2 separate regions of the Homo sapiens genome follow, and region 1 is linked to region 2. The links are chromatin loops, found by intact Hi-C in ENCODE. Cell type or tissue: heart right ventricle. All regions are shown on one strand. Links, peaks and the distances in the headings refer to the core of each region. The heading gives the core; the rest is flanking DNA.

Region 1 (14,993 bases), core at 2,515-10,514, 63 kb before region 2:
TCCATCATACGATTATGAGGCATTGCATGCCTGGATCAAAACATTTCATGTACCCCATAGATACCCCTACTAAGTACCCACAAAAATAAAAAATACACACATTTTAAATTTAAAAGAAAAGAGGACAGCCAGTGTGGTGGACACTGTGAGTTCCTCACCTACACTCCATTTACGAGCTGGTGCACCCACACCCCAACTGCTGGCATTCCCCGCTGCTAACAGTTCACCACTGCCCCCTTCTCACGACTCCTGCCTCTCACAATTGCCCTTGGCCCATGGGAGTCGCCTGCCAGGGGATTTTAACCTGTGGCAGCTCTCCCGTCCTCCCACCAGGCAGACTGTGGACTCATTGAGTCAGGGGTACAAAAGCTCAGCCCTCTTTCTGCAAGGTGGGATCAACACCTGGTGCAATTCAGGCCGAAGCTAGACCTCAGCTGAGGCTACATCCTGGCTTAGCTCCTTCCCTATCCTGTCCTGCTTCTCTCTCTCCCCCATCTCCTAAAGGAGACGTGGAGCAAGAATGAATCACGTGCCTAAGAATCCCTGTCTCAGGCTCTGCTTTTAGGGATGCCCTGACATGAAGGGAGGTGATCGGTGTTATTTTTTTTTTTTTTTTTTTTTTTTTGAGACGGAGTCTTGCTGTCTCCCAGGCTGGAGTGCAGTGGTGCAGTCTTGGCTCACTGCAAGCTCCGCCTCCCAGGTTCTCGCCATTCTCCTGCTTCAGCCTCCCAAGCAGCTGGGACTACAGGCGCCCGCCACCACACCTGGCTAATTTTTTTGTATTTTTAGTAGAGACGGGGTTTCGCCATGTTAGCCAAGATGGTCTCGATCTCCTGACCTCGTGATCCGCTGGCCTTTGCTTCCCAAAGTGCTGGGATTACAGGCGTGAGCCACCGTGCCCGGCCAATCAGTGTTATTTAAAACTGACCTCCATGCCCAAGGGCTGGGGACTGGCAACTAAGAGTTACCCTCAGGATGGGATGGTCTCCCCCTACCTAGCTTCACCATCTTCCTGCCTTTTCCCTTCCATCTTCAGGGTGGGCTCTCATTGGCACTGTCCCCACACACACAGACTCCAGTCCATTCTCCATTTTCCCTGCTAGACTGAAGAGTTTGGCTGTTTCTGCTGACTTGGAGGGGACAATGACCAGAGCAGGCTGCAGTCCAAGCATTTGTTCACGAAGGGCTTTGAAAGGCTGGCCCGGTCCTCCCTCCCCACCTTGTTTGCCAGGAATGGTCCCCATCCCAGCGCAAAAGCTCTGGCAAGCCTTGTTTCCTTTCAGCCGGCGTTTTCTGAGGGTTAGCTTGGCAGGCTTCCGTGCTGACCTTGGATGGCTTAATGAAGTTGGGAGAGGCTCCATGCCAGCTCCCCATTAACGTGGCCTTTGAGAGAGCCTCAGGGGCTCCCAAATCTTTTGGCTTGCTCAGGCCCAAGGGTAGAGGAGGTGAGCCAGGCAAGGGAGAAAACAATAGCTTCAACGGCACCAAGATGCTGTGTGACCTTGGATGAGTCACATCCTCTCTATAGGTCTTGGGTCCCCCAGCTGTAACGGGAGGGCATTGGGCTGGGTGATTCCTCCCAACTCCCTGCTGTACTCATTCATTGGAAAACATGTATTGAGTGTCAAGTATGTGCCAGGCACTCTTCTAGGTGCTGAGGACATAGCAGCAAACAAAACAAAGCATCTGCCTTGTGGAATAGAATATCCCCAGCTGGGGGAATAGAAAGAATGTGGGATTTAGAACCAGAAGACCAGAATCTTTTGCCACTGACTTCTGAGCCTCAGTTTCCTCATCTGTAAAATGGGGCTGTTCTGAGGCATCAGTGAGATAGTGGATGTAAATGTTCTTGGTAGTAATCTTATGCAATACTTATTTAGCACCTACTGGGTTCCAAGGCATGGACATAATCAATAATTCTCATAATCCCTTCATAAAGAGGGATAATGGTGGCAGGTGAAGGCTCTGGAGCTGGACCGGGTCCAAATCGCAGCTCTGCCCCTTCCTGTGTGACCTCAGACAAGCTGCTGGGCCTCTCTGTGCCTCAGGTTCCTTTCCCATAAGACAGGTAATGATGATACCTGGATTATAGGGTTGCTGGGAGGACAGAGTGGACTCGAACTTGCGCAGTCCTTAGAACAGTGCCTACTGCATAATAAGTGCTCAATACAGGGGAGTTATGAGCTGTATGTTATTATTATTCATTTCATTTCACAGGAGAAAACAGATTTTCAGTTCTTGTCTGAGGTCACTCAGTAAGGGAAGCTGAAGAAAATGTGGAAGGAGCCCCCCACGGTGGCTGGACCCAGCATCAGGGGCTCTCCCCATCTCCTTTAGTCCTCTGAACCCAGAGAGGCTTAGCTGAACTGCAAGCTGAGGCCAAGGGATTTACAGCTCAGAAATCCCCATTTCTGAATGAGTCTGACTGAGTATCCATGCACATGTGTGTAAGTGTGAGTGGCTGTGCACACATCTGAGCATCCACAATAGGCATTGCCAAGAAGGACACACCATATGATTCCATTTATATGAGGCTCAAGAACAAGCAAAATTCAACTATAACAAGAGAAATCAGAACAGTGATTGCTTTTGGAGGTATTGACTGGAAGGGAACCCGAGAGAACTTCCTGGATGATGGAAATATTCTGGACCTTAACTGAGTTGGTGGGTACACAAGTGTATCTATTTATCAAAAGGCACTGCACTAAACACTTAAAACTTGTGCATTTTATTATGTGTAAGTTATACCTCAATAAATAAAGGAGCACTGGGAAAAAATAATAAGAGATCTAATTTACTGAGGAGTAATTAACCACATGCCGGGCGCTGTTCAAGACGCCTTACAGGTGTTCTGTAATGTAATCCTAACACAACCCCATGTAGCATTGCCTGTTATGTACATGCATGTACTCCATCCTGTGCGTATGTGTCTGAGGCTGCTTCTTAGCCGGCGTATGAGTAGTTCACAGAATGCATATGCACACGTGACACTGACTCATTCCTATACTTGGGGGCTAAGTGGGCACGTATGAGGGTGCACGTGTCCACAGATTTGTCCACGGGAATAGATTTCTGCCAGCACCTGTTTGCTCCCCTCAAGAGCATTAATGAACCGTGCTTCATGCGCCGTGCTGGCTGGTAGTTAGATGCTAACAGCATGCATGCAGGGGCCCTGGTCTGTGTAGACAAATCAAGCACTGTTATCAGACAATAATGGCAGGGGATCGACAGCCAGCCGCCTGTGCCAGGGAGGGGTGGGGACGCATGAGCACTGGGCAATTAGCATCTCTAAAGGGTGTCTCTGCTGAATGGTGGCTAATTTGCCGACATGGCCCCATCAGTCAAACTCAGCAGTCACTGAGTGGGGAATGCCGGGCCTCTCCAAAGATTTGTGAGTTGCTGCTGTTGGTGCCAGCTTTTGCACTGGGAGCAACTCATACCTTAAGACCTCACCCTTAAGAGGATAAGGGTGAACAGAGCCTGCCTGCCCACAACAGAGCCTGCCTGCCCTCTGACCTCTCCCCACCTCTGAGGATGGTTGGCCTTGTGAGCTTGGGATGATGTGGAGGCTCGGAGAGGGCAAGCAACCTGTTTAGAGTCAAACGGCCAGTGGGCCACCAACCCAGGAACTGAGCTTGGGTTTCCAGACTTGCAGGCATTGTACATTTCTCAACACCATCACTCACTCACATGACACAGTATTCACAATATTTTTGCCATTTCTTTTCACCAAAGGTACTATTAGTTTCTTGGTATTTTCCCTCAAGTGACTCTCTTTTTAAATTTTTAAAATTATTTTGTTTTATTTTTACTATTATTATTTTGATGCGGAGTCTTGCTCTGTCGCCCAGGCTGGACTGCAGTTGCACGATCTTGGTTCACTGCAACCTCCGCCTCCCAGGTTCAAGCGATTCTCCTGCCTCAGCTTCCCGAATAGCCGGGATTACAGGCGTGCACCACCACGCCCGGCTAATTTTTGTATTTTTAGTAGAGATGGGGTTTCGCCATGTTGGCCAGGCTGGTCTCAAACCCCTGGCCTCAAATGATCTGCCCGCCTCGGCCTCCCAAAGTGCTGGGATTACAGGCGTGAGCCACTGCGTCCGGCCCCTTTTTAAATTCAAATGTTTATTTTAAAAGGAAGCTGCCATTAATGGAAAACCAGTATCTGATACCCATAAGTTGAAGCAGGGGTGACCAACCACCCTTGCCTCCATTCACCTGTGAACTTTCAGTTTTAAAACCTAGATGGTTCTGGCAAACTGTATGGAGTTAATCACCTTAAATTGAACACAGGGTTAAAAATGAATACCACAAAAATAAACTAGGTTATTAAACTCGAACTGGCAGCTCTGAGCCTGGAGCCTGTCCTTACCTGTGCTGAAGGCGGAGCTCCATTAGAATGCTGGAGCTTCTCTTTCCGGTAGTCCCATGACAAGTCCCAGGGTTCACTCTGATTGGCTTGATTGGGGTCACATGCCCAGACTCTGCCAATCGTTGTTGCCAGGGGAATGCACCGTTCTGATTGGCCAGACCTGGAGCCAGAGGTGAGGCCAGGCTACAAGCCACGTGGCTTGAGAGCTGGGAAGGGATAGTTCCCCCAAAGGGTGAGATGGTTTGTTGCTAAAAAGAAGCCCCCTCTTCCTCCAGGTATGAGCAGCAGGTGACTCCTCTGCCCTTGCAGGAACAATGTCCTCTTGCTGTCCCAGGCTCTGGCTCCCAATCTGCCTCCTGCTGCCTGTGTCTCTTCCCCGCTCTGGTCCTCAGTCTCCTCATTTGTGAAATGGAGGGTTGTGCTGAATGATCTCTAAGCGTCTTCCAGGCTTTGATGTTATGTGATTGGTCTTCCCTGGGATGATTATTACTGGAGTTTGGTGGTGGCTGTTACTGTTTTACTCCCTCCCACTTGCCCAGAGATAGATGAGAAAAGAGAAGGTCTTATAACATGGTGAGAAGAGCATAAGGCATTTCCAGGTTCAAATCCCAGCACTGACAGTTTCTGGCTGTGAGATTTCAGACAAGTCACTTCACTCTCTGAGCCTCAGTTTCCTCATCTCTAAAATGGGAAGAACAATAGTATCTATGTAGAAGAGTCACATTGAGGATTAAAACTGGCAATAAGTCTAGACTGTTGGGGTGTATTTGGGTCTTTTGGGGTGTATTTGGGTGCAGGAAACTGAAAGTCAAATGAAACTGGCATGGACAATAAAGGGCATTTATTGGATAGTGCAACTGAAAAGCCCAGGCAGTGTGTAGCAAGGGTAGGGAGGGGATCATGATGTCATCATTGTGTCAAGGATTTACTCTGCTTTGTCCTCCTCTGTGAGCCAATTTTTCTCTTGGGCTGGCTCCCCTCATGGGAGTCCCAAAGGCTGCAGCATTTCTAGGCGTCACACATGCACTCTACGTTATCCAGAAGAGAAGGGAACTCCCAGCATTCCTGGCCAAAGCTCAGAAGTCAATAAATTGGCTTAGCTTGAATCACATGCCCCACTCAGCAAGCTCTCTAGCTGGGGGATGCCATGTGCTGACTGGCTTATCCCTGGGGCAGGGGGCAGGGTCAGCTTCCTCAGAACCACAGGGATCCCCACGGAGTGGTTGGGAAGGGCCCCTGCATGCTGGGAATGATGCAATCAAGCATTGAGGATCACCAGCGACTCTAGCGCTGAGGCTCTGAAAGGGCTTTCCAGACATCTCCTGTCCCGAGCTATCATTTTACACAAGGGGGACACTGAGGCTAAGAGACGGGCTGATTTCAGGAGGGTGTCACTTGGAAAATGACGATCAAGATCTGCCTTGGCTGATTGCTGTAAGACCCCAGTGAGATGAAAATAATGCTTTGAGAAAGAAGGAAAGAAAGGAGGAAGGACTCAAATAGATCACAGACCTACTAGGTGCTAGATTTTCTGTACCTGTCATGTCATTTAATCCTCGTAGCCACCCCGGGAAGCGGGTTTTGCCATTACTCCCAGTTTACAGAGGGGAAATGTGAGGCTGAGAGAGCTGAGGTCACTTGCCTAGGGTCACACCCTAGGAAGCAGTGCCAAAGGGCTGCGAAGCTAGTTGTGTACGATTCTGGTCCAAGGACACTTGCATTTAGTGTGCACCTACTGTGTGCTAGGTGCTTCCCAGGCCACCATCTCTTATGTGAGTGCTCAGTGGGTCTGCCCATAGCGGGGGATGTGTTCTCAGGAGAGAGCAGGGATCCCTTCTTGGCCACCAGAAATGGTCCATTTTTCAAGTTGTCTTTACCAGTGGAGACTCTATGACTTCTTTCTTGTTCTTTCTGTAACCTGGTCCCCTCCCCAATCCCGAACATTTTCTGGCCTGGCAGCTCCACTAAGAGTCTCGAATCTTCCAGGTACCTGTACCCAGCCCTGGGACTGGATGAGGAGGTTCTTCTGGAGACACCCAGGCCTTTGTGTCCCTGGGCCCCAGGGCTCCGTCCCACCCCTGGCTGCCCCCTCCTGGGCCCCTCCCCAGCACTGGTTTTGTGCCAATGTTTGGGCTGCTACAGCCCTGGCCAGGCTCGAAAAAGGAATTATTTCTGTCTCTTGCATAGTTCTCAGCCCAATTCCCAAAATGGGAAGTGGCCTGGGAGGGCCGCCCAACCCCCACTCCAGTGGAGGAGGGAGGCGAGGAGAACTTGGCAGAGCTGAGACACACACACACACACACACACGCACACACACACACACACACAGCTCCTTCTCTAGGCCTGTGGCCTGTAGAGGGAGGCCAGGCACTTCAGAGGGAGATGAGGGATGGCTCTTGGAGTGGGGTGCCTCTTCCCTCCTCTTCCAGAATGCTTTCCCTGATTGTTGAGGGGCTGTATCAGGCTCTTGAGAGGGGTGTTGGGACCCCCGGTTATTCTGTGAGCTTAGGACCCCCATTTCTTAACATTCCTCATAGCATCCAGTGTTTGTCTCTGCCCAGCCTGGATGTCTGTCATAATGGCCAGCTGCATCACTGGCCAGAAGGTAGGTTGGTTCTGACGGACACTGACTGACTGACTTGTCCACCGCAAGTCTGAGAGCCTGACAGACAGGATAGCTGACTGACTGGATGAATGGCTGTGCCTGCCTGCCTGCCTGCCTGCCTGCCTGCCTCCATGTCTGACTGAATGTCCCTCTCTGAGACAGAGAGACTCTCTCCCTGTCTACCTGGCTGCGGCTCTTGTACCTGACTAATTAGATGCAAAACAAATTGCCTTTCTCTCCATCTCCTCATTCAAATGCCTGTTGGAGTGTCTGTCTGTCTGTCTTCCTGGGTGTTTGGCTGGCTGTAATTAGATGAGTAACTAAGACTAGCTGTCCATCTCCTGTCTGACTGACTGACTAGCTGTCTCTATAGCTGACTGACAAGATGGCTGATGGACAGCCTGTCTGTCTGTCTGTCTGTCTATGTCTGTCTGTCTGCCTGTCTGTCTGCTGGGTATCTATTGTATCTGACTAACAGATGAAGAAGCCTGTCTGTTCATCTCCTCCTCTGACTGACTGACCGTCTGTCTGTCAGCCTGCTTGTCTGACTGCAGGCCTGATCAAATGGCTGAGTGACGGCCTGCCCATCTGCCTGTCTCTACGTCTAACTGACAAGATGACTGTCAGGCTGATCACCTGTTTCCCACCTCGGTATCCGAATGACCAGCTCACTGGATACTTGACTCTTGACTCTCCTAACTAGACACAACTCCCAGGCTGTCCTAGATGGTCGGAAGGGCATGGGTGACACCCATCTGGAAGCCCCCACCCAGCCTCAGCAACCATGCCTCTCCCCTCCCTCCAGGGCTCCCTGGCCCAGAGGAGCAAAAGTCCTTTCCCTGCCAGAGCAGGGAGGGGGAACTGAGTGGAAACCTCAACGCCTGCCCATGTGTTCATGTTTCACATGTTTGCACTGCCTGGAGATGGGGGTGGAGGGTGAGCCCTGTGTTCCTCATCCATCCTGCACCCCTGTTTTCAGGGGTCTTAAGGGGGAAACATCCTTCCCCAAAGAGGCCACAAGGACTCTCCCAATATGTAAGGCCCTACCCAGGCCCTGCAATCCTGGAAAGCACCTTGGGGAACCATTTCAAACTCTTCACCCCTGTGTTGCTCAGACACTGGGGCAGATTCCCAGAACAGGGGCCAGGTCTGGGGCAGCCAGCCACCGGTGGGAGCACGGGCTCCCTGGTCAACATCAGCAGACGTCCACCACCTCCACCTGTCAGGAACTCCACAGCCCTTCAGAAGGAAGCCAAGCTGGGGAGAGTGAGTAACACTTTGCCGGGAGGGAGGGCACAGTCCTTCCTGCTGGCTGCATTTCCTCCTGATAATAGAATTCTGCCCAGCTGCTGGGCTGGCTGCTGTCTGACCTCCCTTCTTAAAGACAGAATTTGCTGATGAATTTTGTTTCAGGAGAAATATGTGTGTGAATGGGGGAAGAGACGAGACAGAGAGAAATAGGAAGAGTTTGGGAGCCTCTAGATGAAAAGCAGCATCTCGAGAATTTAGCTCTGTCTAAATCATGCCTTCCCTGTCTTTTTTAGAGCCCTGTAGGTCCCCCAGATGGGCCCCGGGGATGACAGGCTGGGTGACCTCTGCACAGGCCAGTGGAATCACTTTAAGCTCTGGGGAAAGGTGGGAAGAGGGCATTCTGGGAGTCTCTGAATCCCTGGGCAGTAGACAGCAGCAATTGGAGATGGCTGGGCATCTGAGGCCAGGGCTGAACTCAGTGTATGACTAGGGTTAGAGATCAATATGTGACAAAGATTATGGTTCACCCTAGGACCAGATTATGGTTGACTCTATGGCCAGGATCAGGGATCAGTCAGTGAGGAGTGCCAGGACTCAGTGTCTCTCCAGGGTCAAAGCTCAGTCTGTGTCCTGCGTCAGAGCTCAACCAGTGAGCAGGGTCAGGACTCAGTGTGTGATGAGGGTCAGGGCTTATCCTTGACAAGGATCAGGGTTCAGTCTGAGACTGAGGTCAGTACATGACCTGGGTCATAGATCACACTAGGAGTTAGTCTGTGATCAGAGTCAGGGATCAGTATGCAACTAGGGTTAAGGATCAGTGTGTGACCAGGGTCAAGGCTTAGCCTAGGACCAGGGTTATGAAGGAATGTGCGGCCAGGGTCAAGATTCAGTGTGACCCGGGTTAGGACTCAGTTTGTGGCTCATTCAGGGGCTGGAGTTAGAATCAATCTGGACACTTGGGCTCTAGGAGTAACCCAGATTCTTATGCCTGAAGGACAGGCAGACGGGGGACCAGCGTATACCTGGCTGGCTCCTGCTCCCCCTCGTCCCCTCTTCTACTTGGGCTCCAAGGGCAAAACCAGGACACTTTAGGAGCCCCTGGGACAGGGGAAGATTGGAGAGTGTCCTCCAATCCTTGCATGTTCTGCTGCAGCTGGGGCCAGAGAGGGTCATCCTCATGTCTGGGGAGGACAGGGAGACAGAGGACTGGCTCTGATAAGCAGGGAAGAGGAGAAGAAAGTCATGAAAGGAAGTAGTTATAAGTATGGCATCTGTAGCAGAATACCTGGGTTTGAATTCTGGTTCCGCCACCTACTAGCTGTGTGGCCTTCAGCAAGTTACTCAATCTCTCTGTGCCTTGACTTTCTCATCTCTAGAATGAGCATAAAAATAGTATCCATAGGGTTGTAGTAAGGATTCTAAGTAAGTTAATACATGTAAAGTATTTACAGTGTGCCTGTTGGCTGTATGTATTCCATCAATTTTAGCTGTTTTTGTTTGCTCTGAAGCCATGGAGGGGTCCAACCTTGTGAACTGCCCAGGCTTGAGGATAGAGGGCTGGAGCCCAGGCTCCGATCCCTGGGCAACTCCCTAGACCTGCAAGCCTCCCCTCTGTTAGGTTCCGATGCCATCATAATCCCCAACTGTTGTAACACTAATGACATTTGCAGTTACTTCTCTGATTCCTGTGTCCCCCCACCTAGAGCACCTGCTCCTGAGGACCAATATTTTTATCTTTCTTGCTCACTACGTATCTTCAGCACCTAGCAAAGTACCTGGCACACAGTAGGTGCTCAAGAGACAGTTAATAAATGTTTTATTACTATGATAATAATAAAAGCAACCATTTGCATTGAGCCAAACACTGCTCGTTGCTTTCTCTCTCATTTTTTTAATCCAGTCTTTTAAAAACTGATCATTAAAATAAATGCATTCAGCCGGCCACAGTGACTCACACCTGTAGTCCCAGCACTTTGGGAAGCTGAGGTGGGTGGATCATTTGAGGTCAGGAGTTTGAGACCAGCCTGGCCAACATGATGAAACCCTGTCTCTACTAAAAATACAAAAAAATTAGCCAGGTGGCGCACACCTGTAATCCCAGCTACTCGGGAGGCTGGGAGAATAGCTTGAACCCGGGAGGCAGAGGTTACAGTGAGCCGAGATCGTGCCACTGCACTCCAGCCTGGGCAACAGAGCAAAACTCCATCTAAATAAATAAATAAATAAATGCATTCAACAGTAAGACTAATTCAAATACCAGAGGGCATACAATGGAAAGACAGAAATCTCACTCCCACATCTCCAGGCTCAGAAGAAGCCATTTTCTTGCACGTCTTTATATTAGGTTGATGCAATTGCTTTTGCACCAACCTCCATGGAAATAGGAGTTTTGTTTTATCCACACTGTATTCCTCCTGCTTACTCCAGTTCCTGGCAAGCAGTAGGTGCTCAATAAGGCTATGTAGAAAGATTATTTTTATTTCTAATACCAATGGGATTATGTCATATATACTGTTGGGTACCTTACTTTTTAACTATTAATAAATGAATAAGCCACCGGGCGCGGTGGCTTACACCTGTAATCCCAGCACTTTGGGAGGCCAAGATGGATGGATCACGAAGTCAAGAGATTGAAACCATCCTGGCCAACATGGTGAAACCCATCTCTACTAAAAATACAAAAATTAGCCAGGCATGGTGGCGTGCGCCTGTAGTCTCAGCTACTTGGGAGGCTGAGGCAGGAGAATCACTTGAACCCGGGAGGCAGAGGTTGCAGTGGGCTGAGATTGCGCCACTTCATTCCAGCCTGGGCAACAGAGCGAGACTCCATCTCAAAAAATAAATAAATAAATAAGCCTTAGAGATCTTTCCATATCAGCAAAAACTAGATTTACCTCATTCATTTTAATGGCTGCATAATCTTTCATGGCTTAGATGTACCATACATTATTTAACTAGACTCTTCGTGGATATAGTTTTTGGTTTTGTTTTTCTTCACCCATCATGACAATACTTTATTTAAGTATCACACCTCAACTCTACAAGGGTTAACTCTGATTTTGGCTGAGAAGACTGCATCTCAGAGAATCTAAAGCACTTGCCTAAGGTCAGAGAATCTCAGCACTTGCCTAAGGTCACTCAGCCAACCTCCAAGCCCATTCCACCACCCAAGCTTTTTCTTTGCTGCCCGCCAATGCCCCTCGCTGAGTTGTCCCATCGCCAGCCTCAGAGAAGGCTGCCCTGCGACGCTTCTATCGCCTGCACAGGGCATTGCCCTCTTGCAAGGTTCTTCTCTAGGCCTTTGTCAGTGTCTTTCCAGAGCCTGAAGCAGGCTCAGAAGGGTTAAGAATCAGCTGGGTGCGGTAGCTCACATCTGTAAGCCCAGCATTTGGGAGGCCAAAGTGGGTAGATCACTTGAACCGAGGAGTTCAAGACCAGCCTGGCCAACGTGGCAAAACCCCGTCTCTACAAAAAATAAAAACATTAGCCAGGCATGGTGGTACATGCCTGTAATCTCAGCTACTCAGGAGGCTGAGACACGAGAATTGTTTGAACCCAGGAGGTGGAGGTTGCAGTGAGCTGAGATCGCACCACTGCCCTCCAGCCCAGGCAGCAGAGCAAGACTCTGTCTCAAAAAAAAAAAAAAAAAAAAACCCAAGAGTCCCCAGATGGGCCTAGAATCCACATCTCCAGAGCTGTGTTAAGATAGTTCTCAGCTGGAGGTGATTTTGACCTCCAGGGGACGCTTGACAATGTCTGGGTCATTTTGGTTGTCATACCCAGGGGGCATCTAGTGGGTGGAGGCCAGAGATGCTGCTGAACATCCCAGAATGCACAAGGCAGCCCCCTACCTGAGTGAGCCAACCCAAAACGCCAATAGGTCGAGGTTGAGAAATGCTCGGTGAAGGGCACAGATTCTTGCACCAGACTTCCTGGGGCCAAATCCTGGCTGCCGCTTACTGGCCGAATGACCTCAGACAAGTTGATCGATCTCTCTGTGCCCCTGTTTCCTTATCTGTAAAATGGGGATAAGAGTAGCCCCTCTCTTCCAGATTAGATATGTAAATCACTTTGGAAAATACTCAGTATCTGAAACCATAACTGGAATATTTGTCCTCAGAATCTGGCTGTCAGAGCTGGGAGAAGATGTACCCTACAGAGAAAACAGGGCAGCGGACTGCTGCCCCACCATGGCCCAGCCTCCCCCAGGGAATGTGACCTCAGTCCACAGATAGAAGTAGATGCCCCTGACGCTGCTGACCTCTGCTCGGTCAGGAATAGAGGAAAAATCGCTGTTTCCATTTTGAGGTCTGAAAAGCAGCTCCCAAGATACCCTCAGACTTGGGGATTTTCAAGAAGCCTAACATTAAAGGATTTTAGGAACCAGCAACTCCAAGCCATCCATTTGACAGGTGGAAAGACTGAGGCCCAGAGAGAGGGTAAGGGGCAGGACTTGCTCACACAGCAAGGCCATGACAGACCTGAGCTGGGACGCGGCCCAGGACAAACACGGGCCTCCCCACAGCCCAGCCCAAAGGCTCTTCTCAGGTACAGACCAGCGCCTGGGTCAGATTCGTTCTTCCCTCTTTTCTGAGAGTCTCTGGAATCCAGGCTGCCTGAAAAGCAATGTCATGTGTTTACAAGCACAGCTTTGACATCAGACAGACCCTGGTACAAATCCCCATCTCACCAGTTGCCTGTGATGACTTTGGGCAGGCCATGTACAATTCTCTGAGCCTCAGCAAAATGGACACCATCTAGTTTGTTGTTGAAAGGATTAGAGACAACGTGTGGGTACACTCCCACATTGCTGGTGGAATGCACGTCAGCCAGACTTCTTTGCAGGGAAATTTGACAAAATCTAAGAACACTGAAAAAGCATCTGCCCTTGCATTCAGCAATTCTTCTGAAGACAAACCCTCACATGTGGGATATGAACAATGTCCCTGTTTTGTCTCTGCAGTATTATCTGTGATAGCAAGAAGTTGAGAACGACCCACACCAAGAGGGACTTGGTGGAACACTCTAGGGAGCATCTGTACAAGGTCTTAGACACATTCATTTAAAAGTTCAGGGCAGCTCTGTGTGTACCTATTTGTAACAACCTTCAAGATATATTGTTAAGTGAAGACGTAAGATCCTGAAGGGTAGGTGGAGTATATGCTACCGTTTTTGTGGGGAAGAAAGAACATAGATAAATACAAATGCTTATTTAGGCACGGTTTCAGTTAAGAAGGCATGTAGCTGCAAGGATGAGAAAAATCCAACAGACGATGGCTTGAGCAAACACAGTAAGTCCAGAGCCGGGCAGCGCAGCACTGGTGCAGCTGCTGAAGGACTCAAGCATCGTTCTTTCCTTTCCCCATTCTGAGTACGTGTCTCTGATCCTTACGGTCTCAAGGTGGCTGCTCCTCCACCTCCAGGTATCAAGTCCACATTCCAGGCAGAATATATATATATATTTTTAATTGAGATGGAGTCTCACCCAGGCAAGAAATTTTTTTTAAGGGCAAAGGGCAAAAGCAAAACAAAAACACAAAAGTCTTCTTTTCCGGGCACTTTGACTTTTGAGGGAGTGAAAAGAAATTCCCTGCCCAGGGACTTCCACCTACATCTCGCTGTACAGACCAGGTCACATGGCTGCTGCTAACTGCAAGGGAGTCAGGAATGTGAGTGTTTTTATCTGGGCATATGGCCACCTGTGAGCAAAATTGGGGTTCTGTTAGCAAGGAGGAGGTGGAGGCTGGATACTGGGTGGGCAACTAGTAGGTTCTGCCATTCCTAGTCCGTCACTGGAAAGATCCCTAAGAAACAAAATAGTAGTCACTTCTGAGGCAGAGAGCTGGTTGACAGGGGACAGGGGCGGGAGGAAGATCCCCCTTTTTAACTGTGTACCCTTTTGTACCTTTTTGATTTTCAAACTGTGTGCAGGTACTGCCCTTCAAAATTAATATAATTTATATAAAAAGTGAAATTTTTAAAAACTCAATGCAGGCTGAGCACAGTGGCTCACGCTTGTAATCCCAGCCCTTTGAGACACCAAGGCGAGCCAATCACCAGAGGCTGAGAGTTCAAGACCAGCCTGGCCAGCATGGTGAAACCCCCGTCTCTACTAAAAATACAAAAATTAGCTGGGTGTGGTGGCACATGCCTGTAATCCTAGCTACTTGGGAGGCTGAGGCACGAGAATCACTTGAACCTGGGAGGTGGAGGTTGCAGGGAGCCGAGATCACGCCACTGCACTCCAGCCCAGGTGACAGAGTGAGACTGTGCCTCAAAAAATAAATTAAATAAAATAAATAAATAAATAAATAAAAGCACAGTGCATACAAAGATGCCTGGAATATAACATGCACTCAATAAAACTGGCTTTCCTTCTTTTATCACCTGGCTTAGCATCAAATGCACATTGAATTCTCAGCTCTGCTACACCTAAGTTTTGTGACCTTGGGCCTGGTTCTCCAGCTGTCTGTGCTTTCATTTCCTCCTGGATGCGTTATGAGATGCAGGTCAAGCATACTGTTTTAGTGGCTGTCAGGAGAATTCCTCCCAGGGGCCCACTTTTGTTGAGGAGATGGCTTCTTAAGACCTGTTGAAATGGGAGAGCCCCATCGGATGTGGGTGGATGGGGCCAATGTTTCCCAGAAAGGGAGCTACCTACCCAACACCCCTTACGCTAGCCACGTGATAATAACAGAAGCCAGGACGGGGCACGGTGGCTCTCACCTGTAAGCCCAGCACTTTGGGAGACTGAAGCGGGAGGAT
Region 2 (14,993 bases), core at 2,796-10,795:
CAATCATGTAATCATCCCTGGCAGCAGGATGGAGGAAGATCTAAAAAGAGGAGGCAGCCTTCCCTGCTTTAAAGAGATTCTGGGGCTGGGTGCAGTGGCTCATGCCTGTAATCCCAACACTTTGGGGGGCCAAAGCGGGCAGATCGCCTGAGCTCAGGAGTTAGAAACCACCCTGGGCAACATGGTGAAACCCCATCTCTACTAAAATACAAAAAAATTAGCCAGGCATGGTGGCGCGCACCTGTAATCCCAGCTACTCCGGAGGCTGAGGCAGAGAATCGCTTAAGCCTGGGAGGCAGAGGTTGTAGTGAGCCAAGATCGTGCCACTACACTCCAGCTTGGGCGATAGAGTGAGACTCCTTCTCAAAAAAAAAAAAAAGAAAAAAAATACGAAAAACAAAAAAGAAAAAAGAGATTCTAGAAGTCCCACACAACACTCCGACTCCCATCTTATTGACCAGATCCAAGCATGTGACCTCCATCCAGCTGCAGGGGAGGCTGGGCGGTGTTATCTTCAAGCAAAGTAGTCACGTAAGCACAAAATCAGGATTCTGTGAAAGAGTAGAAAATGGATACTTGTCTCGTGCACGCATGGCTTTCCTCAAAGTGGCCCGAGGCCCATAGAAATCTCACCCCTGAGCATTAAGAATTGAGAGAATGGGAGGTGGCAGGGCGAGGCCCCCAAAGGTTGAAGCCAAAGCTCAAAATTGCATGACCAGAGTCACCTCCTTGTCACTTTCCTGGACAATTAATGCAATCATTCCTTACACTCTAGTGAGTCAACCTCCCCTTCAACAACCAGACCAAGGACTTGGAGTGTTGCTGCCCTGAATGTTTTCATGTGGGACAGTTGAATAACTGAAGGGATCTTCCAGGAGAACCACAAGAATGGATGTCCTTGTTTTCCAAAGCAGGTCCTTAGTGGGGGACAAACAAGGGAGTCAGAGGAAGACTGCTGCTAATGATACTAATAATAATAGCATGTTCTGCACTCATTGTGTGTGGCCTGGAGGCACTCTAAGATCTGCCCCCCTTACCACATTCCTTACTGTCCCCTCCACTTAACCTACTTCAGCCACGCTTGCCAAACACGTTCTTACCTCAGGACCTTTGCACTTGCTGTTCCCTCTGCCTGGAATGCTTTTCCCACTGATGGTCATGTGGCCAGCTCCTCTTTATCATTCAGGTCTCAGCTCAAATGTCACATCCACAAGGAGGCCCTCCTTGATCACCCCAGCTAAAGTAAACCATCTCATAGTCATTCTCTTTCCCCTGACCAGCTTCATTTTTTCATAGCCATTATCATAGCCTGAAATGATCCTGTTGACTTATTATTGTTCACTGTGTGCCCCTTCCCTCTACAAAACCATCAGCTCCGTGCAAACTGGGATTTTTGCCTGAATTGTTTACTGCAGTATTACCAGGGCCTAAAAGATTACCTGGCACATCCCCACATGAATGAATGAATGAATGAATGAGGTAAATCCTTATAAGAATCTGACCATGTTGGTATTAATAGTCCCTTTTTATAGATGAGGAAAGTGAAGCTCATGGAGATGAAGTTCCTTGTGTAAATTCAAACAGCCAGTAAATGTCAGGGGCAAGATTTGAACCCAGATCTTGCTGATTCCATCCTTCTCTTTGGCCTCCCTCCATTGCATAATAACAATAGCTCATTGTAACAGCTCCCACCATTAGAACGGTCGTCCTTATATCGAGGCGAAGTACTCCTCGCAGCTTTAAAACAAACGAACATCTAACATTCATCGAGGCCTTACTGCGTGCCAGGCACCCCCGCGCATTATCTCATTGAATTCCCACATGACAACCCAGTGAGGGAGGAACTCTGGTGATCCCCATTGCACAGATGAAGAAATTGAGGCTCAGGGAGGTTAAGAAACTTGTCCGAGGCCTCACAGCTGGAAAATTGAAAACAGATTAAAATGCAAGTCCTGGTTCTTAACCAACACATTCTAGTGCCTCCCTCCCCCTGGATCTAGCTCATTCATTCCTTATCAAATTTCATTTATCCTGCCTTCTTTCTTTCTTTGATGAATGAATGAGAATAGGGCTCACTGTAAAAGAGAGTAGATGAAAATTCACATACAAAGAGTCTTCCTGATCATTTCAACCCTTTTCTGGCCAACCTCTTGTCAGATCTGATGAGATCATCATTATTTTTAACTTTGTGTTTTCACTGCCAAAGGGCTCAGACCACTGGGGTGGGGGAAGCATCAGTTCAGCCACTGTCTTGATGTTCTCCTGTGTTTCCATTGCTAATACTACCCCCAAACCCTTGTGGCTTTACCAAGATCTTTATGTTTTATTTTTATTTCTTTAGAGACAGGGGGGAGGGAGGGTCTCACTATGTTCCCCAGGCTGGTCTCAAACTCCTGGCCTTAAGTGATCCTCCCGCCTCAGCTTCCCAAAGTGCCAGGATCATAGGTGTGAGCCACCATGCCCGTTTTCCAGGATCTTTGTAAGCCATTCATCTTTGTCTGAGAGGACTAGTTAGCTTAAAATCAGAAAATAGAATCTGTAACCTGACTCGACCAGATGAATTAGTGAGAAGATGCTAGATTGTGCTACAGTAATGAAGAAATCCACAATCTCTTGACTTTACCCATCAAAGTTTTGTGTGAAGAACTCACACCCACTCTTAAATGCCTCTGCCAGTACCCACACAGAGCCCATACAGAACCAGATATCCCCGCCCCACTGCCTCGAGGAAATAGACATTTTGCCCAGGAAGAAGACTGGAACCAGACACCCATGAGTGCTAGAAGTCTCTTCACCCCAGACACACATACATGGCACTGCGGCCATCAAACAAAGATGTGAGGGCTTCCTTGCCAACCCCGCTAAGCTGAAGCACCCCTACTCTCCCGCCAGGGGTCTTCTCCTTTCTCCATGGCTGCCTGACATACTGAGTGAACAAGGATCCCGATGTTAATTCATGGACTTAACATCAGGAAAACTTGATTTCTTGGTTTGTTTGTTTGTTTGTTTTTAACAGTAAAGGGTAGAAATGCCAGTCATTTGTTTCTGCACTGCAGTGTGTCATATTGTGCACACACCCATATTGGGGACCATCTCCTTAGCCTGTTATAAAGCATTTTGTAAGTTTCAAAGCACTTACTGTGTCCCCCTGGAGGACACAGTAAGAGACCAGAGGCCTCACTGTTGAGGGAGGGAATGATGTGTATCACTTTTGGGTGCGGGCATTTAAGAGCAAGTGTGACTTGCCCACACTGTCCCTTCCTCTGCCTTGGCAAGACTGGAGGCTACCAATTGAGATGGTAGAGCCACTAGGTTCTTGAGTCACCACCTAGAAAGGAACTGTACTGGAGACCCATTAGACTCTCAGTGGATCCTGCATGAGAAAGATCAGAGATGTGACGACACTTGCCGAAGCATGCCCAGCCAGAATTAAAAGTAGGTCTCCTGACTACCCACGTGTCCATTTCACCTCAATATGAATCTCTGGTGAGACTAAACTGCTATAATTTCATAATAGATGAGAAAGATCTATTGTTAAGCCACCAAAATGTCTCTTTCAAAAAGTAGATTGGACATTAACCAGTAAATCTGGCTATTGTCAAAAAAAGACCACTCACAGAGCCATTATTCTGACATTAGCCAGAGTACTACCTAACCCCAGCATCTCTCCAGACTCATATAATTAGCTTCCATTAGCAACCCCAGCCACCTTGGTCAAGCTCTCAGAGACTACCCTCCCCAGTCCCCTCCAGCCAGACTCAGAGGACAAGGAAACCGGTTTGTGGCCGGCAGAACCTGGGGACACTGTCCTTGCCTAACACTTCCTGTGCTCCTCATTTTTCATTCAATACATTGCTCTCTACAACAGGAATGGACCCGTGCCATTCATCACGGTTAACACTGACAGTTCCTCCCCCACCTGCTCATGTCCTCAGCAAATATAGGGAATTGGCAACCACCCAGGCAGGGAGCACACTGTCTCGCATTTCTCCCCTTCAGAAACAAGCCTCTTCATCCCCTCTTCCCTCTGCAGGGATCAGTTTTGAGTCCCTCTTCCTCCTCCACCAGAGACCATTGTCCTCAGGTTGGCAGGAGATGGTGACATCACCATCTCCCAGAATTCCTGCCTTTGGAGAGGCTTGTGGGAACCTGGCTGGCCTGTTAGGAAGAGGTTGCCCAACCCAGAGCTTGTTAAGAAGAGTGCAGTTACCTCAGAGAGACGGTTCAAGTGAAGGCATAAGTTAAAAACCAGACCCCAGGATACTAGGATAAGAAAGGTCCCAGGTATGTATATTTTTTAAAATAAAGAAGGGCATCAAAGTCTAGTATACATCAGTTTAAACTCTCTCTCTACTACTTTCTTCTTCTTCTTCTTCTTCTTTTTTTTTTTTTTTTTTTTTTTTTTTGACAGAGTTTTGCTCTGTTGCCCAGGCTAGAGTACAGTGGCATGATCTCGGCTCACTACTCTGCCTCCCGGGTTCAAGCGATTCTCCTGCCTCAGCCTCCTGAGTAGCTGGGATTACAGGCATGTGCCAACACACCTGACTAATTTTTGTATTTTTAGTAAAGACAAGGTTTCACCTTGTTGGCCAGGCTGGTCTCAAACTCCTGACCTCAAGTGATCTGCCCAACTCGGCCTCCCAAAGTGCTGGGATTACAGGCCTGCACCACCATGCCTGGCCATCTACTATTTTCTTAATTGTTCCTCTGGACATTTGTTCTTAAGCCTCAGTTTCCCCAATTATAAAACAGGTGGAGGCACAGCACAGCCTGTAGGATTGTTATCAGGATGAAATGAGATCCTTTGTTCCATAGATATGTATTGAGCACCAACTATGTGCTCTAAGGATTCAAGATTGAGAAAAATCAGATATAACCCCTGCCCTCACACTGCTTACAGTCTGCAGAGGTGGACATTACTGCAAAATTGCAACTTGAACAGTGTTATGAGGAGAAGGATAATAGTACTATGAGAGTCTGTGATTGGGATTTGACTTGGTCAGGAAAGTCAAGGATGGCTTCCTTGAACAGGTGATCTTGAGCTAAGAAGGATGAGTAGGAAGTAACCAGGCAGAGTGAAGGGAAAAGCACTCCGGGTGGAGGGAACAGTGTGGGAAAGGTCCCGTGGCAAGAAGATAGTGAAGACTATGAACGACCAAAGGAAGGTTACTGGTTAATGTACCTGAGATGAGGGGGCAGAGAAGAGCATGGAACAAGAGAAGGCTGGAGAGTTAGTCAGGCAGGGAGAGACTAAGCGGCTGTAACAATGAGACCCCAAAATACAGTGAGTGGCTTCAACAAGATGGATGTCATGAGATAGACCAGGAGCTGGCAAACTTTTTCCATAAAGGGCCAGTCTAGCACTGAGATTCGCTTCCATCTCAGATCCAAGACAGTTGCTCCAGCTCTGCCCAGCACATCTGCCTGCCAGCCAGCAAGGAGGAAAAGGAGACAGGGCTTCTATTATTTCTGCTCACCTTCCATTGGCCAATGTTAATCACATGGCCACATCTAACTGCAAGGGAAGCTGGGAAATGTAGTCTTTATTCTGGGCAGCCCTGGGTCCAGCTAAAACTCTGTGACAATGGAAGAGGGGAAGAATAGATGTTGGTGACAGCTAGTGGTCTTTGCAATAGTGGGCCAGAGAGTGGTTTTGGGGAGGCCAGAAAGAAGTCCTGATGCGGGAGGGTGGGGACTGTGCAGGTGGAGAGAATGGAACAGATGCGCAGATGTTGGTGAACTTGAATTGATCAGACTTAGCAACCACTATCTTCTTGCCATGGGGCCTTTCCCACACTGTTCCTTTCGCCTGGAATGCTTTTCCCTTCACTCTGCATGGTTACTTCCTACTTATCCTTCTTAGCTCTTAGCCTGCCCCCTGCAGGCTCCTGTCTCCTGATCCCTGGGTATGGGGATAGGGCAGGGTATAGCAAGTGTGACCCCCATGTTCCTGGCTTGTGGAGTCTGATGCAGATCTTGTCTGGAAAGTTCTTCATACCCTATGGCAGGTGTTGTCTTCATTATCGCCTCAGGTGGGTCAGTGACTGCAAACCCAGCTGCCTGCAGAGACAGATCACAAAACAGGTGAAGGGCCTGTGGCACACTAGGGAGCTGGTTCACTCTCCCAAGGGGTTGCTGTTCCTTAGCTCTAGCCAGTGGTTGCCACTGGGAATGCAGGTTGAGTGAAGACGAGCATCTAATTTTCCAAAAGAATGTGAAAATCTGGATTTTTATGTAAAATCTCCCAATTTTGAAACTCGGTCAACCAAGTAAAAATAAACTTCCCAGCAGCAAAGCCTCTGGGTTATAAGGGCTAGGGCGCCCTCCACAGTGGCCCTCCATCCTCTTTCCATCTTTGTGACTGTTTTCTTCTCATGGCAAAGCCCTCTGCTTTCATCCTTTGTTGTACACGCACAGGATTCCTGTCCCTTTGTGCCCACGAGCGCCCCCTGCAGGCTTCTGACTCCAATGTCTTACCAATCCTCTGCCAGGGACCCCTCCCTGCCTGTAGGGGATGCGGGCAACCCCATCAGCCTGCTCCCAATCCCCTTAATCGGATCTGCACCAGTGACCCTTCTAATTAAAACTCCCCAGCTGTAATCCCCCCTTAAAGCTGGGGGAAGCGGAAGCACCATAAAAGGACCGAAGGTTTGATGGGCCAGCAGCCGCCTCCTCCTACGTCCTTGAAAACGTCTTGGGAGACCCACAGACCTGAGATCAAGTCCATGGGTCTGGAACCACCGCTTACAAGTTGCGAGACTCTGGAAAAGTCACTTCATTCTCTCAGCCTCCATTTTCTTTATTCACTTGTTCATTCATTTGTCAGCTATATAGAAAGCTCCCATCTGTACCAAGCACTGTTTCAGGAGCTGAGGACACAGCACTGGACAAGACCGACCCAGTTCGGGCCCTCATGGAGGTGACACTTTAGTGTGGGACAGAAAGGAGAAAACAGTTTCAGCTCAGCAGCACCAGGGCTGTGATCAGAGATGCGCAGGGGCTGTGTGAGCTCAGAGAACTGATGTACCTAATGCAGACCGGGGGCCCAGAGAGGGCTCGCTGGGGCAAGTGGCCCCAAAGCTGAGGCCTGAATAGGCAGTAGGAACCAGCCAGGAGAAGTGGGTTTGGAGTAGGAGGAAGGGTACTCCAGGCAGAGGGAACAGCAAAGATCTAGAGGTGGAAGCACCCATGGTGGTGAGTTTGGGAACTTTAAGTGGTTTCTGCAGGATTCAGTGTGGGTTACAATGGGAAATAGGGGAAATGGTCAGGAGAGAGAAGAAAAGGGATCTTAATATAAAACCCAGATCTCTTCATCAGGTCTCATCAGGCCCACCCCGCTCTCCCGCTCTCGCTCATGCAGCCCCAGCCATGCTGAGCTTCTTTGGGTTGCTTGATATACCAGGCTTATTCCCACCCAAGGCTTTCATACGTGCCGTGCCTTCTGCCTAGAATGTTCGCATCTTTGAATGACACACACTTCTTATTTTTAAGTCTCAGCAACGAGACACCTCCTAAGAGAGGCCTGCCCTGACCACTCTGCCTCCCGTGGACACCCCTAGTGCTTCTGCATCGATCCCCCTGGTTTGCTTTTCTCAATAACTCACAGCATCTAACACTATCTGACATCACCTTGCCTCTTTCCTGGTTTACGTTTTTGGGTTTTTTTGGTCTGCCTCTCCCTGCTAGCTCCATGAGGCTAGGAAATTTTCTTCCTTATTCATGCAGCACCCTCAGCAACTAGCATAGCACTTAGGAAGTGCTCAATAAGCACATGCCAACTAAAGGCACAGGAACTGGAACTTAACTGGGAGAATGGGGAGTCGCTGCAGGGCTTACAGCAGCTCTGTGGCTTGCTCAGCTTCTTCTCTCCTATGAACTATCCATATGTTGTGGGGATGGAAAGCAATGGGCTGACATGGGCAATGTGGCAAAACCCCATCTCTACAAAAAATACAAAAAGGGAGGTTGAGGCTGCGGTGAGCCAAGATCACATCCCTGCACCCCAGCCTGGGCAACAGAGTGAGATCCTGTCTCAAAAGAAAAAAAAAGGCCCGGTGCGGTGGTTCACACCTGTAATCCCAACACTTTGAGAGGCCAAGGCGGGTGGATGACATGAGGTCAGGGGTTCAAGACCAGTCTGGCTAACATGGTGAAACTCTGTCTCTACTAAAAATATAAAAATTAGCTGGACGTGGTGGCCTGTAATCCCAGCTACTCAGGAGGCTGAGGCACAAGAATCGCTTGAACCCGGGAGGCGGAGGTTGCAGTGAGTCGTGATCGCGATACTGCACTCCAGCCTCGGCTACAGAGCAAGACTCCGTCTCAAAAAAAAAAAAAAAAAAAAAGAAAGAAAGAAAAAAGAAAAGAAAAGCAATAGCAATGGGCTGCCCTTTATGGAAAGCAACTTTTTATATAACTTTATCGAGGCTTACTTTATGTATCATATAATGCACACCCATTTCCAGCATACAATTTGATAATTTTTATTAAATTTTACCAAATCGTGCAGGCTTTGCCCTAAGTCAGTTTTTAGAACACGACGTCCTTTATGATCATTAACTGTTAATCCCTATCCCCCACCCTGGCAACCACTAACCTACTTTCTGTCTCTATAGATTTGCTTTATCTGAACATTTCATATAAATGGAATCATATAATAAGTGGCTTTTTGTGTCTGACTTCTCTCACTTATCATAATGTTTTCATGGTTCGTCTGTGTTGTAGCATATATCAGCACTTCATTCCTTTTTATGGATGAAGAATATTCCATTGTATGGATAGCTGCATTTCGTTTATCCATTCATCAGTTGACGGACATTGGGGTTGTTTCCACTGTGGGGCTATTATGAATACTGCAGCTATAAACCTGCATGTTTACGAAGAGCAATTTGCAAGCCCTAAACACTAGGTGCAGCTTCCAGCTTGCCAAAGCTTCTAGTGTTACTGAACAGTGTTGACAGCAATGGGCTGTGTGACCGTGGGCAAGTCACTTCCGTTCTCTGCTTGAGTTTCCCCATCTTCCCAGCAGGAAGCTTGAGCCCTTTTCTGCATGGACAGTCTGTGCCTCATCCACATTCCTGGAACAGCAGGGAAGTGTGCAGAGGCCACGATAAACAGTCCGTAGGCCTCTCTGTGATTAACCACCAGAGCCGACGATTAGGATGAGGAGGGCCTGGCTCCAGCACTCCTGAATTCCACCCTGGGGATCCCCACCTGCCAATCTCTTCCCCCAGAGGACCAAAGCCCCCTCTCCCATTTGGTGCAGACAGGTAGGCTCCAGGATCCAGAACCTCTTCACAGGGAATTTGGGGACAGCCTCCCAGTCTCTGGAGCTGGCTCCTGCCTCTGCTCCCCGGGTTCCTGGAGTTCTGCCAAGCCCAACTGGGCTCAGATCCCAGAAAAGCAGAGGCCTGTCCAGGCCTGAGCTGGGGCTGGGAGGACTCCCAGGTGGTAGTCAGTTCCCCATTCCTGGGGCTTATCCCAGAAACCAAATCAACACAGTCCATCTGGGTCCACGAGCTGTTTAGAGGACGCACGCTGCCTTAGGCAGTCACTGGGGTCTACACAGCTACTCCTGGCTTCCAAAAGCAACCAGTACAGAGGTTAGGGATGGGGTTGACCATAAATTACCTGAATAATAATTTATTTATTTGAGACAGAGTTTCCCTCTTGTCGCCCAGGCTGGAGTGCAGTGGCTCAATCTTGGCTCACTGCAACCTCCGCCTCCCGGGTTCAAGCGATTCTCCTGCCTCAGCCTCCCAAGTAGCTGGGATTAAAGGCACCCACCACCACACCCGGCTAATTTGTGTATATTTAGTAGAGATGGGTTTCACCATGTTGGCCAGGCTGGTTTCGAACTCCTCAGGTGATCTGCCCACCTCGGCCTCCCAAAGTGCTGGGATTACAGGCGTGAGCCACCACACCCGGCCCTGAATAATAATTTAATAACATTATATATTAAGTGGCTTTTAGGTGAGTACTCAGTTACCTTCATCTTCATTTCAGAGAAAAGGAAATAGAGGCTCAGAGAGGGGGAGTGGCTTGTCCAAAGCCACACAGCTGGGGAATAATAGCCTTGGGACTCAAACTCAAGTCCAAAACCAGCTATAAATAAATGTAAAGAAATGTGGAGAAATAAATACAATTAAAGTTTAAAGTGATTGTGCCACTAGCTAAGGGCATTTTGAGTTCAATGAATTTTCATTGCAGTCTTGCAATGATCCCTGTCTTACATATAGGGAAACTGAGGCACAGAGGGCTTAAATCACGTTGGGAAGTTCCCCAGGCAGGAAGTGTGGCCCTGATTCTAAGGGCCTCACTGAGTCTGGGAAAGAAAAAGTTCTTGCAGGTGGGGTCAGGAGGGGTGGGGCAGGGGAGACCCCCCACACTGCATTACCGCATACGCTGTGTGATGCACATTCACACAGACCGATGGCAGGTGTGCTCTGACCCTCCCAACCCAACCCTGAGCAGCAGGCACTCCCCCACACCCTCCACCTTGGAGTCCAGTGGAGCCCCTCCCCCTGCTTTGCTCGTTTCCTAGGCTTCCTTGGGCTGAGGGAAGGGGAGAGGGAGGGCACAGTCTCAAGTACAAAAGGGGTGCCTGCTTTAGGTCTGTACAATAGCTGGGTGCATAATTCATGCATCTGTCGCCAGAACATCAATTATGTGGGCCTTCCCTGGAGTTGTCTGGGGGTTAGAAACCAAAGCAGGCTTCCCCTGCTAGCCTTTGGGGGAAAATAAGACTGCCCAGCTCTTAAAGGAACAGACTCCCAGGGAACCCATTCCTCCCTGTGCAGGCGCCCTCCTGCCAGAAGTCACCAGACGAGAGCAGCTTCCTGTAGGGCTCAGCCCAAAGCCCACTGGCTGCCCACTCTGACCCACTCTGTGTCCCCAACTCCACAATTGTGAGGGGCTGACTATTGGCATGTCCCAGAGTTTCTCAATCTCAGTACTGATGGCATTTCAGGCTAGATCATTCTTTGCCGTGGGAGCTGTCCTGTGCATTGTAGGGCATTTAGTGACATCCCAGACCTCCACCCCCAAGATGTCAGGAGCACCCCTCCCACCAGTTGTAACGACCAAAAATTTCTGCCAAAATTGCCAAGTGTCCCCCAGGAGTAAAAATCATCCCCTTAAAAACCACTAGTATGTCCTCATTTTACAAATAAGGAAACTGAGGCAGTGAACATTTGGATGCCCAAGGCCATTCCACCAATGAATGGCAAGAGCTAGAATTTCAACTCCAGGACCCACACTCCTCAGCTCAACACAGGAGCACCAAAAAGTGTGCTGCCAAGATGTTATTCCAACAATTACATATTTATTTTGGTGAATATTTAATACATATAGCCCTGGCATGAAAAATCAGCAATTTTGCATATGATTTCTTAGAATAAAGCTAAAATAAAATAAAGAAGGTGAGTGGGCTTTTTTGATTTTTTGTTTTTACCATTAAGGAAAGAGTGATACAAGTAGCAAAATACATACAGTATAACGTCAAAACTGAGCAAAGTCCAGGTGCGGTGGCTCACGCTTGTAATCCTAGCACTTTGGGGGCCCTGGTGGGAGGATTGCTTGAGGCCAGGAGTTCAAGACCAGCCTGGGCAACATAGTGAGACCCCATCTCTACAAAATATAGCCAGGCATGGTAGCATGCACCTGTAGTCCAAGTTACCTCGGAGGCTAAAGCAGGAGGATCGTTTGAACCTAGGTATTCGAGCTGTGATTGCACCACTGCACTCCAGCCTGGGCCACAGAGTGAGACTCTACCTCTTAAAAAAAAAAAAAAAAAAAAAAAAAAAAACGCAACAAAATGACAATTTAGGGACCCATATATTCTTATTGAAAATCATACAGAGAAACAAAGGGACGAAAAACTGCACACAGAGGTTATCTCTGGAGTGGGAAAGACACAAAGGAAGTGTCAGTGTTACTGCTGCCTGCTCTGTCTCTCCATTTGGGTGGCGGGTTCTAGGTGTTCATTTGATTATGGTTCATAAATTATATATAAATTAGGTCTATTTTTGTATATATCAAACATTTTATTTTCTTTATTTTATTTTTCAGACAGAGTTTCACTCTTGTTGCCCAGGCTGGAGTGCAATGGCATGATCTCAGCTCACTGCCACCCCCACCTCCCGGGTTCAAGCAATTTTCCAGCCTCAGCCTCCCGAGTAGTTGGGATTACAGGCGCCTGCCACCACACCTGGCTAATTTTTTTGTATTTTTAGTAGAGACGGGGTTTCACCACATTGGCCAGGCTGGTCTTGCACTCCTGACCTCAGGTGATCCACCTGTCTCAGCCTCCCAAAGTGCTGGGATTACAGGTTTGAGCTACTGCACCCTGCCTCAAACATTTCATTTATAAAGTATTACAGAATCTTCCTTTTTCAATGGGTGCAAATCAAGAAACTCAAACCTATTTTTTTTTAAACATAGGATGTGTCAGACTTAACTATAGCAAAAAAATCAGAAGTTATGGAACCCCTGAGGCTGGGGAGGCACCACACCTTGGAACATTCCCTTTCATCTTCAGAGCTGGCCCATCAGGGCACTGGCACTCTCTTGCCCCCTGTGGCATCCCCAATGTCTGGCCTAGTGCCTCACGCAGAGTAGATGACCAAGAAATATTTCCCAGGCCAGTGCAGTGGCTCACACCTGTAATCCCAGTGCTTTGGGAGGCCAAGGCAGGAGGACAGCTTGAGCCCAGGAGTTCGAGACCAGCCTGGGCAACAAAGTGAGATCCCATCGTTACAAAAAAGGTTAAAAATTAGTTGGGCTTGGTTGTGCTCTCCTGTATTCCTAGCTACTTGGGAGGCTGAGGTGGGAGAATTGCTTGAGCATGGGAGTTTGAGGCTGCAGTAAGCTATGATCACACCCTTGCACTCTAGCTTGGGCAACAGAGAAAGATACTGTCTCTAAAAAAAAAAAAAAAAAAACCTGAATTCTGGTACTGACCCTTCTACTTCTAACTCCATGAACTTGAGCAACGGCCAACAAATACTTGGTGAGCACCTGTCAGGTGTCCCACCCTGGGTTAGGTGCTGGGGGCACATAGATAAACCTCAGAACCCATCCCCATCCTCCCAGTACTCACCAATTCTGGGCAGCAATAAGCACACTCACTCACGTGCACACACACACACGCATGCACACACACACACGCACGCACCTGTGATGGGATATGAGTGGTAAGTATCCCCAAGGTATGGTAAAATGGTGAGGAAACCCAAGGATGGAGCAGTCAACCCTGCCTGGGGAAAGCAGGGAGAACTCCAAAGGGAAGGGGTCACATGGGCTGGATTTGAAAAGATGGATTGGAGTTCACCAGACAGCAAGCAAGAAGCTCGGACATGCAGAATTGACCAATGATAGTGTGCGGCTAGAGGAGTGTGAATTTTGAGAACCGATGGCAGGAGTGGCCAGAGAGAGAGGTCAGAGTCAAAATGAGAAGGACTTGACAACCAAGTGTCCTTACTGGGGATTCATTGCAGGGCCAGAAACCTCCCACACTCACCCATGTAGCAATTGGGTTGACTTACAGGATACAGCAGACAGTCTCAGAACAAGGACAGGAGGCAAAGACCGAGACCGGGCCACCCCGAGGCTGGTGATCTGAGTGGGTGGGGTGATGTGGGCTGAGATTTCCCCTGTGATGACAGCTGGCATCTATTAGACACTCACCGTGTGCTGCTGGAAGCTGTCCTAGCACTTTGCCTGTGCTAACACATTTCATCTTCACAGCAGTTCTCTGAGGTAGATACTGTTATTATCAGCCCATTTGCTAGATGAGGAAACTGGGGCTTAGAGAGGTTAAATAACATGCTCAATGTAAGGAAATGGCAGAGCTGAGGCTTGAACCTCAAACAGGCTGACACCAGAGCCTCAGCTCTTAACTGCTGCCCTCGGCACCCTGCTATGACCCTCCTGCGGTCCCCACTCCTCCTTCATCTGCACCTTCCCTTCATTCTCTGGCTTCTCTTGAAGGTTCAGCTTTCTTTGTCTTTTTCTTTCGTTTGTTTGTTTGTTTGTTTGTTTGTTTTTTGAGATGGAATCTCACTCTGTCGCCCAGGCTGGAGCGCAGTCGTGCAATCTCGGCTCACTGCAACCTCTGCCTGCCGGGTTCAAGCCATTCTCCTGCCTCACCTGCCAAGTAGCTGGGAATACAGGTGCCGCCACTATGCCCGGCTAATTTCGTTTCTTTTTTTTTTTTCCTTTTTCTTTTCTTTTGTTTTCTTTCAAGACAGGGTTTCTCTCTCTGTCACCCAGGCTGGAGTGCAGTGGTGTGGTCATGGCTCACCACAGCCTCAACCTCCTTGGGCTCAAGAGATTCTCCCGCCTCAGCCTTCCAAGTAGCTGGGACTATAGACATGTGCCAATACACCCAGCAGATTTTTTTATTTTTTGTAGAGACGGGGTCTCACTGTGTTGCCCAGGCTGGTCTCGAACTCCTGGGCTCAAGCAATCCCCCCACCTTAGCCTCCCAAAGTGTTGGGATTACAAATGTAAGCCACCATGTCTAGGCTAAGGCTCAGCTTTCTCTGATGTTTTTATGGCATCTCTGTCCCCTACATTTGGGAGACAGTTGCTTGAGGGTTGGGCTTATCATGAAGCTGATTCAAGCCTAGATTCTACTTAACATTTAATTCAGGGACTTACCCTCCCGTAACCCACTCACCGCCTGGGTTCCTGAACTCAAATTTCTCAAAGGTAGGCTGGCTAAGCCCCAGTGTACGGATTGGCTTAACTTGGATTTTTTTATCCAAACTTCATGCTCTGATCATTGGCAGGCAGGATCAAATGATACAACCATGGTGACCAGGCCCCCCCCTTCCCACTTAGCAGGGGCAGAGGAAGAGAAAGGGAAAATCTACAAAAGCAAGACAGGTATAGGGGACCCAATAGACAGGTTTAGGGGTTTGGATTTTTTCATGAGGAGCCCTGGAGATTTATTAAACAAAGGAGTAATGTGATTGGATTTGTATTTTTGA

Evidence for each region. Peaks named below come from ENCODE experiments on the same cell type or tissue, not always from the same donor. Only the 100,000 strongest peaks of a DNase experiment are listed, where the experiment ranks them.
Region 1: a loop joins it to region 2, with 2.4 times the contacts of the local background. A loop is called at or near these places in 14 of 110 quality-filtered maps.

The regions. Positions count from the first base shown.
Region 1 is chr20:49,438,642-49,453,634 of GRCh38, reverse strand. All of the region lies in intron 1 of KCNB1 (potassium voltage-gated channel subfamily B member 1), which reads left to right. It overlaps LOC105372649 (a long non-coding RNA gene), which reads right to left. Exons shown (of 4, transcript XR_001754659.2): 4 at 14,615-14,993. Among named protein-coding and RNA genes, the nearest start is that of KCNB1, 37 kb to the left of the region's middle. RefSeq lists enhancers at 5,502-6,013, 6,014-6,523, 6,524-7,035. In heart right ventricle, for the core only: a CTCF peak has its summit at 6,723 (motif pointing right); a DNase peak (open chromatin) is centred at 6,654; H3K27ac peaks cover 4,063 bases; H3K27me3 peaks cover 733 bases.
Region 2 is chr20:49,376,154-49,391,146 of GRCh38, reverse strand. The region is part of intron 1 of KCNB1 (potassium voltage-gated channel subfamily B member 1); the gene reads left to right. The region is part of intron 2 of LOC105372649 (a long non-coding RNA gene); the gene reads right to left. Among named protein-coding and RNA genes, the nearest start is that of KCNB1, 99 kb to the left of the region's middle. In heart right ventricle, for the core only: CTCF peaks have their summits at 6,257 and 6,468 (motif pointing left); DNase peaks (open chromatin) are centred at 6,446 and 9,376; H3K27ac peaks cover 1,496 bases.